2 separate regions of the Homo sapiens genome follow, and region 2 is linked to region 1. Evidence: chromatin contacts called from ENCODE Hi-C or POLR2A ChIA-PET data. All regions are on one chromosome and are shown on one strand. The core of a region is the stretch at or near the end of the contact, and the rest is flanking DNA. Distances in the headings are between cores, read along the strand shown.

Region 1 (5,112 bases), core at 1,886-4,385:
ACCCAAATTTGAAATATTGGAATCATGGAATCATTATTAATAATTTTTATGAAGTTTTTTTAATATAAAAATCACTTAAATACAAATAGATTCTCATTATCTAAGATTTAGACAATCAAAAGTACAAAATGCTGAAAGTCCCTTTTCACTTCTGTCTACCACTTTTTTCTCATTTACATGTAATCATTGTCATTAAGTTGGGATGTGTTCTTCCAGCTCACTTTGTAGACTTTTACACACACACACACACACACACACACACACACACACGGGCTATTTTTTTGTATAAAAAATAGGCTTGACAAATATAGTCCAACTTATTAACAATGGTTACTTCTAGATGGGGAAGAAATAGTAGAGAGGAGTGAAGGGGCTTTTCAATCTTTAGCCATTACTACCAATTCTGTATAATCATGACTTACAAACATATTTATATGAAGACTAAGTCAGCAAGACACAAAACCCAGCAGCTATAAATGAGAATATTGATAGATTGACTATGTAAAAATATTATACTGTATCAGTCAGGGTTCAACCAGAGAAGCAGAACCAGCAGGGAGAATAATTATAAATACAAATTCAAATTTAAATACACACACACACACACACACACATACACATATATATAGACAGATATAGATGCAGATAGATAGATACATGTATAGAAAGATAGAGATGTGTGTGTACACATACAGATAGACACACACACACACACACACATATGGATTGGCTTGTGTGATTGTTGGGGCTTACTAAGAAAGTCTGAAATCAGTAGAGAAGGTCTTTAGAAAGGGAATATCATAGTGTGAAACTTCATATTCCTTTGGGAGAAGCCTCGGTCCCACTTTTAAGGCTTTTCAACTGATTTAATCGGGTTTACTCAGATTATTTAAGATAATCTCCCTTATTTAAGGTCACTTGAGTAAGGGCTTTAATTATATCTGCAAACTACCTTCACAAGAAAACTAAGACTAGATGTTTAATTGAATAATTAGATATTGTAGCCTAGCCAAGGTAACACCTCAAAAAAGTCATCATATATACAAATTAAAAATTTACATACAGCAAAAGACACTGTGAACAGAGATAAGCAATATGCAAGTAAAATATCTATACAATATAGGTAATAGACAAAGGATTAATATTCAGAAGTTACTGAGTTCCCCCAAATCAGCAAGAAAGACAAGAATTAGTTGATAGAAAAATGGGCAAAGGATATGCATAGGCAATTTACACACAAATTTTCATAGTCTGATGAAAAAATACAAGAGAATGCTCAAATTCACTACTAATTAGGGAACTGAAATGTAAAGCAATAGCTAATTTTTCCTTATTATTTTAGCAAACATTTAAAATTATGGATAGCATCAAAAGCAGGCAAAAATGCAGATTAATGGGAACTCCTGCTAGGAATCTGTCCTTTCTTACTTTCTTTTTTAATCACTAAGCTCATATGTTTGATTGTTATGGTTGAGTCTCCCAACTAAATTCCGTGATTCTTTCCTCCCTATCTGAGTTCAGCTTGCATAGTACTACTAGATACATCTTAATCCTCTCTCTCTTTTTCCCTTACATACACACAGACAATGCCTTAACATTATTTGTAATAGCCTCAGCCTGGAAACCACTAACTGTCTAACAACTATAGCATGGATAAATAACTTGTGATATATTCATGCAACAGATTATTTATAATAAAGAAATTGACTATGAACTACAAGAATCAGCATGGATGACTCCTCAAAAATACTGTTGGGTAAAGAAGCAAAACAACAAAGAAAACATCAAGCATGATTGTATCTGAACAAAGTTCAAAAACGGCAAAACTAAACTATCTTATTTAGCAATGCATACCTAGGTGGTAAAAACAAAGTAAAACAAAGAAATGGTTATTCCAAATATTTGGGTAGCAATTACCTTATGGTTTGGGAATGGTGGATGCGGAGGGAGAAAGTTGTGATTTGGAAGTTAAACTCAGGAGATTTCGAAGTTAAACTCAGGAGATTTCAAAGTTAAACTCAGGAGATTTCTGGGGTGCTTTCGATCTTAGACTTCTTGACCTTGATGGCAATGACATGTTAAACAGAACATACATGTTTTACGTTTTCACTCTATTTGGTTATAGTTGATAATTTTTTAAATTTAAAAATACCACAAGGGAACTTCCTGAGGTGCTGGTAGCTATTTCTTGACATGAATGGTGATTGCATAACGTGTGATTTAAAAAATTAAATTTACTTAAAATTTCCACACTTTTCTCTTTGTTCTATTTGGCTAAAAAATTGTAAAAATAAAGTAGATAAAAAACCTTTATGAATTACTCCCTCCCTACAGAATAAAGATCAGATCCCTAACCTTTCAAAGTCCTCCATATATTGACTACCACAACCTTTCTAATCCTAACTCCCACTACTGCCTTCATAGAAACCAATAATAATAATGATAGCCCAAAACAAAAGTAAAAAACCCCAAAAAACCCCAACCTTCAAAACTGCAAACAAAATTAAAAAGTCCACAAATACACTAATTTTACTAAATTTCCTTTAACAAAAAACTTGACCTTGCCTCTTTTTATTCTTTATTTGAAGGATTTTGAATTGCCTACCACATGTTTTCCTAAGATGAATCAGAGCAGGATGACATGCTTGTTTAGTCTTTGATGATAATGAATATGTATTTACACGATTGTCAGAAAGAACACATTTCTCCCAAGTTGTTACCTAACTGGTATTGTGTGTTTAAGAATTTTCTTTCTGATTTAAACCAGCTAAAGCCAGTTTTTTAAAGGACATATATATATATATATATATATATATATATATATATATATATATATATATATATATATATATATATGATGTTAGATATTGGTTTGTGCCCAAGAAAACACAGGGAAAACTAAATAACCCAAATCAAGCCCTGAGTATTCATGTGCAGACTATCAGCTTCACACTTAGTCATAGTCAACTTCACACCTAAATGCCATTGAAAAGAAGCAGGGCCAAATGTTCCTGGAAAATGGGACTCTTAGGTTCACAGACGTTTGCTGAAAATACCTGAGCCCCATGCTTTGGGGAGATTTCACTAAGAAGATTGATATGCAGCTTCCAGGGGAAAGAATGAAGGAGGGGCAGGATGTGGTCTTGGTGAATCAGAAGCGGCCCTCCTTCCCCACCCCTCTTCTGAGTCAGCATGCAGCCACATGGCCCCACATGGTGCAGTTCTGGTTCTCGGATGAGCTGTCATATGGGGTCCTCCCTGTCTGCCTTTATTAAAGCACTTGGTGATTTCCAGCAGCCCTATTTGTCATATAAATAGTTTTGTTCTGTCTATAAATTAGTCAAGCAATTCATTTTTGAATCTTTCTGATAGTGACACAGTGACATGAAGTGTTGTTGGGTTTGCTTGTTGTTGGATTTGCTTGCCTCATTTGGTCCTTTAAATGGTAAAGTAACATCACCCGTTTGTAGACAGCCTCGCAAAAATTTGAGCCTTTGGTTTTGGAACCAAGTCAGCTGGGTTCAAATTCCCACTTGCCACCTTCCAAACCTGGGATTTTTTAAGTGCATATATTCCTTTTTGCCTTAGGGCATGAAACATGTGCTCAGCACTTGGTTGCTGCAGTGGGAACTGAGAGTCATTCTTGCTGGTCGTGCTGGTGGCAGAAGTTATGGCAAGCTCCCACAGAGCAGTGGCAGACTTGCCAGTGCCCGTGTCTGGGCTCCAGGTCTGGCAGTGTGGCAGAGTGGGCCACACTCACCAGTGCTGGGCAATAAGACAGTGTTTTCACATTGGACCAGCTCCATTACTTGATCTGGGGTATTGTTCATGGCTACAGAGTCCTCACATTGGCAGTCCTGGCAACTCTGGGAGTTCTGCAATGCCCTTTTAAGCACATTCCCTTTTGCTTAAACGAAAGTTGGTCTCTTTTAATTGTAATGAAAGATATTGACTGATATAGTGACCTTGTGAAAATTTACTTTCTCATCTATAGAGTAGCTTAATAATAGCCATCTCTAAGGGTTATTGGGAGATTTCAATATATTAATGCATGATTTGCATTAATCCACACTAACTATTTAGTCCACACTATTATCCACCCTAACTATATTCATCCACAATAACTATTTAGTCAGTGTGGTGTCTGGCACTAAAATATTAGTTATTAATTATTAATAATGTGCTGGGCACAGGAAGAGCATTGGACTGTCTGTAATGAGAGTGCGTCTTTTTATCAGGAGGGCCTCACTGTTTTAGGGTTAGGAATGATAGGATTAAAAGTAATTTGGGAATTTTTATGACTCATGACTTTATGGTTGGTTGATTTAGGCAACGATATAGCTTTTGTTTCACTTATTAAATTTAAATTTAATTTATGGACTTGTAAGGGCATAAATTTAATTTTACAGCTTGATTTTGACACAAAGCAAGATACTGAACATTAACACCACCACAGAGGCCTACTATGTGCTCCTGTCCCTGTTGTTACTTCCTCCAAAGGTAACCACGGCACAGATTCCTATTACTATAAATTAATGTTGCCTGTTTTTGAATTTTATTTGAATGAGATTACATAGTATATACTCTTTTGTTGCTAAATGTTATACCTTTGAGGTTCATTAATGTTTTTATAGATAGATATAGTTTTCTTCATTGCTAAATTGTATTCCATTATACATATATACTACAATTTATCTATTCTATTGTTAATGGGTAATATAGTTTGGCTCTGTGTCCCTACCAAAATCTCATGTCAAATTGTATCCCCAGTGTTGGAGGAGGGGCCTTGTGGAAGGTGATTGAATCACGGGGACGGACTTTCCTGTTGCTGCTCTTGTGATGGATTTCTCACAAGATCTGGTTGTTTGAAAGTGTGTAGCACCTGCCACTTCACTCCCTCTCTCTCCTCCTGGCCATGTGAAGACTGTGCCTGCTTCCTCTTTGTCTTCCACCATGATTGTAAGTTTCCTGAGGTCTCCCCAGGAGCAGAAGCCTATACATCCTGCAGAACTGCAAGCTAATTAAATCTGTTTTCTTTATAAATTACCCAGTCCCAGGTATGTCTTTGTAGCAGTGTGAGAATGGACTAATACAATGGGCATTTGGGTTGCT
Region 2 (5,112 bases), core at 1,716-4,215, 110 kb before region 1:
GCTGAGTAATATTCTTTTGGGTCCAAAAAGAGGTGTGATAATAAAGATGTTGATTCTTTGGCCCATAAAACGATTCTGAAGATAATTCCAAAAGAGTCTGAAAATGTTTTGCTCAATTAAAGTAGGGCTAGAAAAACTGGACTGCTTCCCATGGGACCAGATTTATTTGGTCATATAAGTTCTTGTATGGAGTGTTTTCATTTTCTCTTTGTCTCATTATTTTCAAGTCACATGGGATAAGGCAATTATCCTTTTACTAAACATATTCCATTTCCTAAAGAGCAAGTCTCTGAAAAGTTATTGTCGTTTTTCCCCTCATGCTTTCTTTCCTCAGTAACTGTCTTGACATGTTCAAGAAATATTTTATTATCAGAAGGGTGATTTTGCTTATTTCCAAAGAGGGAAGCAATTTGCTACACTTTAATTTAAACCTACCCTTAAATCCAAGGAATGTTTGGCTCATGAAAGGGAAAACAAGGTCCAGAATCTATTAACTTGTGATCCACAGCCTTCAAAGCAATTTACATTCAGTATACATTTGAGTTCATTTAGCTGTCAGAGTAAAGTCTAAATCCTCTGGGTATCTTGCTAGTAAAAAAGTATACTCAGACCAAAACTAGGTCACAAAATGTGTTACAATGACAATGTGTTTCACTCTTCCAACATTTTGAGAAATTTCCAAGGAATCACAAAAAAGAAAACTTCCTGAAAGAAGTAACTTCATACCTTAAATCACATCCTAGATAAGCCCTGTCCCAGTATGGATTAAGGGCATCATTAAAACAATAGAAGAGAACTAACTGTGCCACAGCACACATTCAGTCGTGCTATTTCTTCCAAGTCTAAATCTTCCAAGTCTAAATCAATAAGCCTATCTGTGTTTAAATGTCCTTCAAAGATTTTAATATCCAGATAGTTTAATTTAACCAGTTTTTCTTGTGTCAGAATTTTATAGATTTTTACATTATGCATTTTGAATTAGTTTATACAAAGGTTTGATCTAAGCATTAGCCTATTAAGTACATCTCTGTTAATGTCATTTACTAGTGTTTCTTAGCTGTTACTAGGAGGTCATTCTACTAAAGCCACCTTCTTGTCCTACATTTAAGTGTTATTTGAGCATAAGGTCACTCTCTGAAGAATATCCACTGAAACTAAGATGGAAAGTTGTAAACACAGAGCAATGCTACCTAAATGGAGGACAAAGGTAACACCACCAGCAGCTGAAATTAACTTGGAGAAAAAAAAAAAAAAACTCATCCAAAAAAAAAATTTCACTTAGCATGCATGTATCAGTTTTTTTTTCTGTAATGAGCAACAGATTTTTTGAAAAATATAACCCTAGGAATAAATATATATTTATACAATTTTTTAAAAGTTATAGACATATGGATATTTAATCACTACCTTCTTGGTTTGCATTTCTTTGTTTCAAGTAAAAGAAAAAGCAAAATTGACAAATTAGCAGATAACAAGTAGCTCTATGAGATCATAGTTTTTACTGACTTGTTTCAAGATACAAAAATGATAACAAACCAGATAGTTTAGACAGACTCTTAGTCTTTTAAATCATTCTCATAGAATAATTTGAGAGAAAATAATATTTTATAAGTTGCTACGTGCATAAATATTGTTTATTTATCCTAAACATTGTTTCTTCAGTCTTGGATATTCCACATCTCTTTTCTACATTGTAAAGATATACAGTCTATTTCCCTTTTACAATTGAAAGGGAAAACTGAGTTGGTAAGAGTAGGATATTTTCCCCTTAACTGTAAACACATTATTTTTTATTCAAAAGAAAATGATCTCTGTATCAAAATTCAAAAAAAACCCTCAAAGTCTATAATTTATATTTTAGTAACTGTTTAATCATAGAGGTAAATAAACAGGGCACTTTAAAATATTCCACTTATACCAGTTAAACTTTTTTTTAAATACCACTATCAAGTCATGTGCCAAAAATTTATCTCCAGGAGGTTAGCTTTTAGTCAGAGAAGTTATATCAATGAACAGACAGAAAAGTATCCATAAGCAGGACATGAGACAGGTAACATGGTATCCCCTGAACTGAACTGATGGACAAACTCTAAGATGGAAATAGGGAAAACCAAAATGTGGGGATGAGGATGATCTACCAATAGAAAAGGCCCAAGAGACTATGACCACCCCACATCGAACAGACTAGGCTGTGATGACAACTAAACGGTACTTTTACAAAAAGTATGTATGTTATCTATAGAAAAGCAAACTCTGGAAAGACACAACTGGCAGCATGGCTCAACCCTGTCATAGGTGAGAGTTTGTGAATGAAACTTCCTCTCCTACAGCCAAAATGGATGCAACTGGCACCAGAGCTTGAGGCTATCAGACATTAATCTCATCAGCTAACTCCCCTCTCCAGGTTCCATGTCCACAATGCAAGTATCCTACTATAACCTGGCTTTCCCACAGACAAGCATGCAAGGGAGACAATGATTTGGCTGGCAGATGCAAGCATACTTGACATGTACAGTTTTTACTGGAAAAGAATGCATTAACATTTTTGTTCAAACCTCAGTTTTCTTGTGAGGTCGGGATGAGTCTGTCAACCTTGGACTCCCAAACCCTCTATATATACTAATGAAATTGGGCTTCTAGGCATTTAGTGCCAGGTGGATACTGGAACATGGCAACCACATCACAGAATTGGCTCCCTATGTTTGGGCAGCCAGCCATTGTTCTGACTGCCTCTTAAAAAGGCCCTGGCCCTCAGACATACCTTTTCTTCACACTGTAGCATAATGTTTCTGCATTTTGACTTTAACTCCTACAACTTTTAACCTATAAGAATAAAGATCAGGACTACCCTGGTTTGTTAGAAGAACTTCTAAAGAAATCAACTCTTTGGGCAGCACAGATGAGCACTTTTGAAAAGGCTAATTGTTAGTTTGGTTTATACTGAATTGTTTTGGTTATGAATTGCCTCATGGGATGGGAAATCCCCTGCAGGGCCTTGTCAAACACCTCCTCACTCTCCACGGAAAATCAGCCAGACAACAACGGGATCTTGGACACCTTCGATGTGTTAACACTGGAGGTGCTCCAGTGAGCAAAACTGTCCCCTCTGGAAGTTACTGGAATCACTATCCTGGGAGCCACTATAACAGATGACTCTACTTTTCTCAAGTGTGCTAGGGTGGAAATTAAATTGAAAATGACTCGTCCTGAATGATGACTTGACTTTTCAAGTGAATTTTGTCAACACTGTTAGAGAATTTTGTTCCTGGCTTTAGCCATACAAAGCCCAAATTTGTCCAATTCATCTGATGTAAGACTAAACAAAGGCATTAATGAATAAAAAGCAGAAAAAAAACAGTGCCAAAATCTTTGTATATTTTAGTGCATAATACATTTATCTTCTTCTAGGCAAATGGCATGCAACTTGTTTCTAATTCAAAGAAAGATAATGGAAAAAAACTGTTTACAGTAGAATAATGTTTAATAATTCATAGCTTGATGATCTAATGAAATTACTTTAAAATGCCAAATGTCAAAATGCTTTATCAAATCTCTTCTTTTGCATTTCAACTCTAAGTTAACATTTTGATGAAAAAGGAATTCAACAAATATTAACTGTGTTTTAGGAAGGATTTGCCCAACTTTTGCTAAGCCCAGTTAGCACACTAATTTTTATAGATCTGCTATATAAGAGAGTTCTTACTTTTTATAAAATGTCACCCTAACAATTTTTTAATGTCTACATATCAGTGAATAAATCCACTCTTATTGATGAATGAGGGAGAGTCTCTCTGTTGCTAAGGGAACCCAAGTGTGCTGACCACTTTAAAGTCTTCCACAGGCTTGGGTCCCTCTTAGGACAGCCAATCCCTCTGCTTCCTCCTCTTCAACATCTAGCTCTTCCTTCTCCTGCCCTCTCTTCCTAACTCCAGACACTTCCTCAGCCTTTACTTAGGGCTCCCAATTCCTCCCTGCTTCACACAAATGTCCTTTTCTTGTAATAGAAGATCAAAGCTATTGTCTTCTTCTATATGGATCTTCTGTCCCTCATGATTCACAGGAAAGTGTCCTCCTCTTCAAGACGAACCCTATTCCTCCTGAACTGTGCCTCTCCACAATATGCTAAATCTGCAATTCATCAGCTTTTATTCCCTTTCATTCAATTCCCCTTTAAGTGTTCCCCTCCTGGCTCCTTCTAATACACTTCCCTATTTCCTCATAACAACAAAAATGTTTAACTGTGCCTATCTCTATCAGATTGTCATTCTGCCAGCCACATTCCATGTCCCCCAATTTACTGAATGACAGTCTACACTTTGTGCTACAGTTTCTACACTTTGTGCTACACTTTCTCACTCCTTAGTTATCTATTACCAGGTTTCCCCTCTTTCTCTTCCAGCGAGATCTGTCTCTCAAATGGATAGCAGTAATTCCCCACTACTGGATGCAGTCTTTAGGCTCTTCCACCTCTTGGACGCACCTCAGATACCAGAATGAGATGCCTACTCCTCCCCGAAACTCTCCCCTCCCATGGCTTCCCTGAGAGTTTTCTTTTACTTCTCCCTCTACTTCTCTTGTGTCTGCTTTTCTCTCTGCCCCCTTTTTTCTCCTTCAATCCTAAATGCAGAGTCTCAAGTTTCCATAGTCTTTTTTTTTTTCACTTAAAATACAGGATTTCTTGCTCATTCATCTATTTAATATACAGGGTCCTATTTGCCAGTGACCCTGAAGATCTACTACAGACAGCAACTGTGTCAGAGGCAATTTTGAACCGCCTGTGCTGTGAAGGTTGGCATGGGTGAACAAGTCACTTAGCTGGTGACAGCCTAGTCATGTGCTCAGTAACCACACTGGGGCATTCGTGATTTTCTCCTTATTGTGGGACAAATTATATGCAAAAGTGATATTCCAAATGTGGGGCTCAAAAAAGATTTCTATACATCTCCTTTAAGAATGCCACAGGTTTTCCGGATTCCTATCTGGATGGAGCTCTCAATTTCCTGAACTTTGACTATAACTCTGCCTTGGCTATTTCCTGAAAACACATGTAACTCAACATGTTCAAAACTGAGTTCATCATTGTCCCTCCAAACCTGCTCCTTCTGCTGTGAA

What was found. A loop is a pair of places that touch in the nucleus more often than their neighbours do. ChIA-PET counts read pairs that join two places held with the same protein, here RNA polymerase II (POLR2A). Pooled maps may share reads with other maps.
Region 2: a pooled map shows a loop between it and region 1 (9-fold over the local background). The contact joins two enhancer-like sites. A Hi-C loop is called at or near these places in 1 of 37 single-sample maps with no recorded cell type and 10 of 50 pooled maps. POLR2A ChIA-PET finds 5 or more read pairs at or near these places in 1 of 52 experiments (activated CD4-positive, alpha-beta memory T cell).

Annotation. Positions count from the first base shown.
Region 1 is chr7:92,901,321-92,906,432 of GRCh38, forward strand. All of the region lies in intron 1 of CDK6-AS1 (CDK6 antisense RNA 1), which reads left to right. Among named protein-coding and RNA genes, the nearest start is that of CDK6, 67 kb to the left of the region's middle. Within about 2 kb of position 3,136, at least 4 of the 41 ENCODE cell types and tissues checked have a DNase peak (open chromatin) inside an H3K27ac peak, as active enhancers do.
Region 2 is chr7:92,794,851-92,799,962 of GRCh38, forward strand. The region is part of intron 2 of CDK6 (cyclin dependent kinase 6); the gene reads right to left. Among named protein-coding and RNA genes, the nearest start is that of CDK6-AS1, 39 kb to the right of the region's middle. RefSeq lists an enhancer at 3,036-3,105. Within about 2 kb of position 2,966, at least 5 of the 41 ENCODE cell types and tissues checked have a DNase peak (open chromatin) inside an H3K27ac peak, as active enhancers do.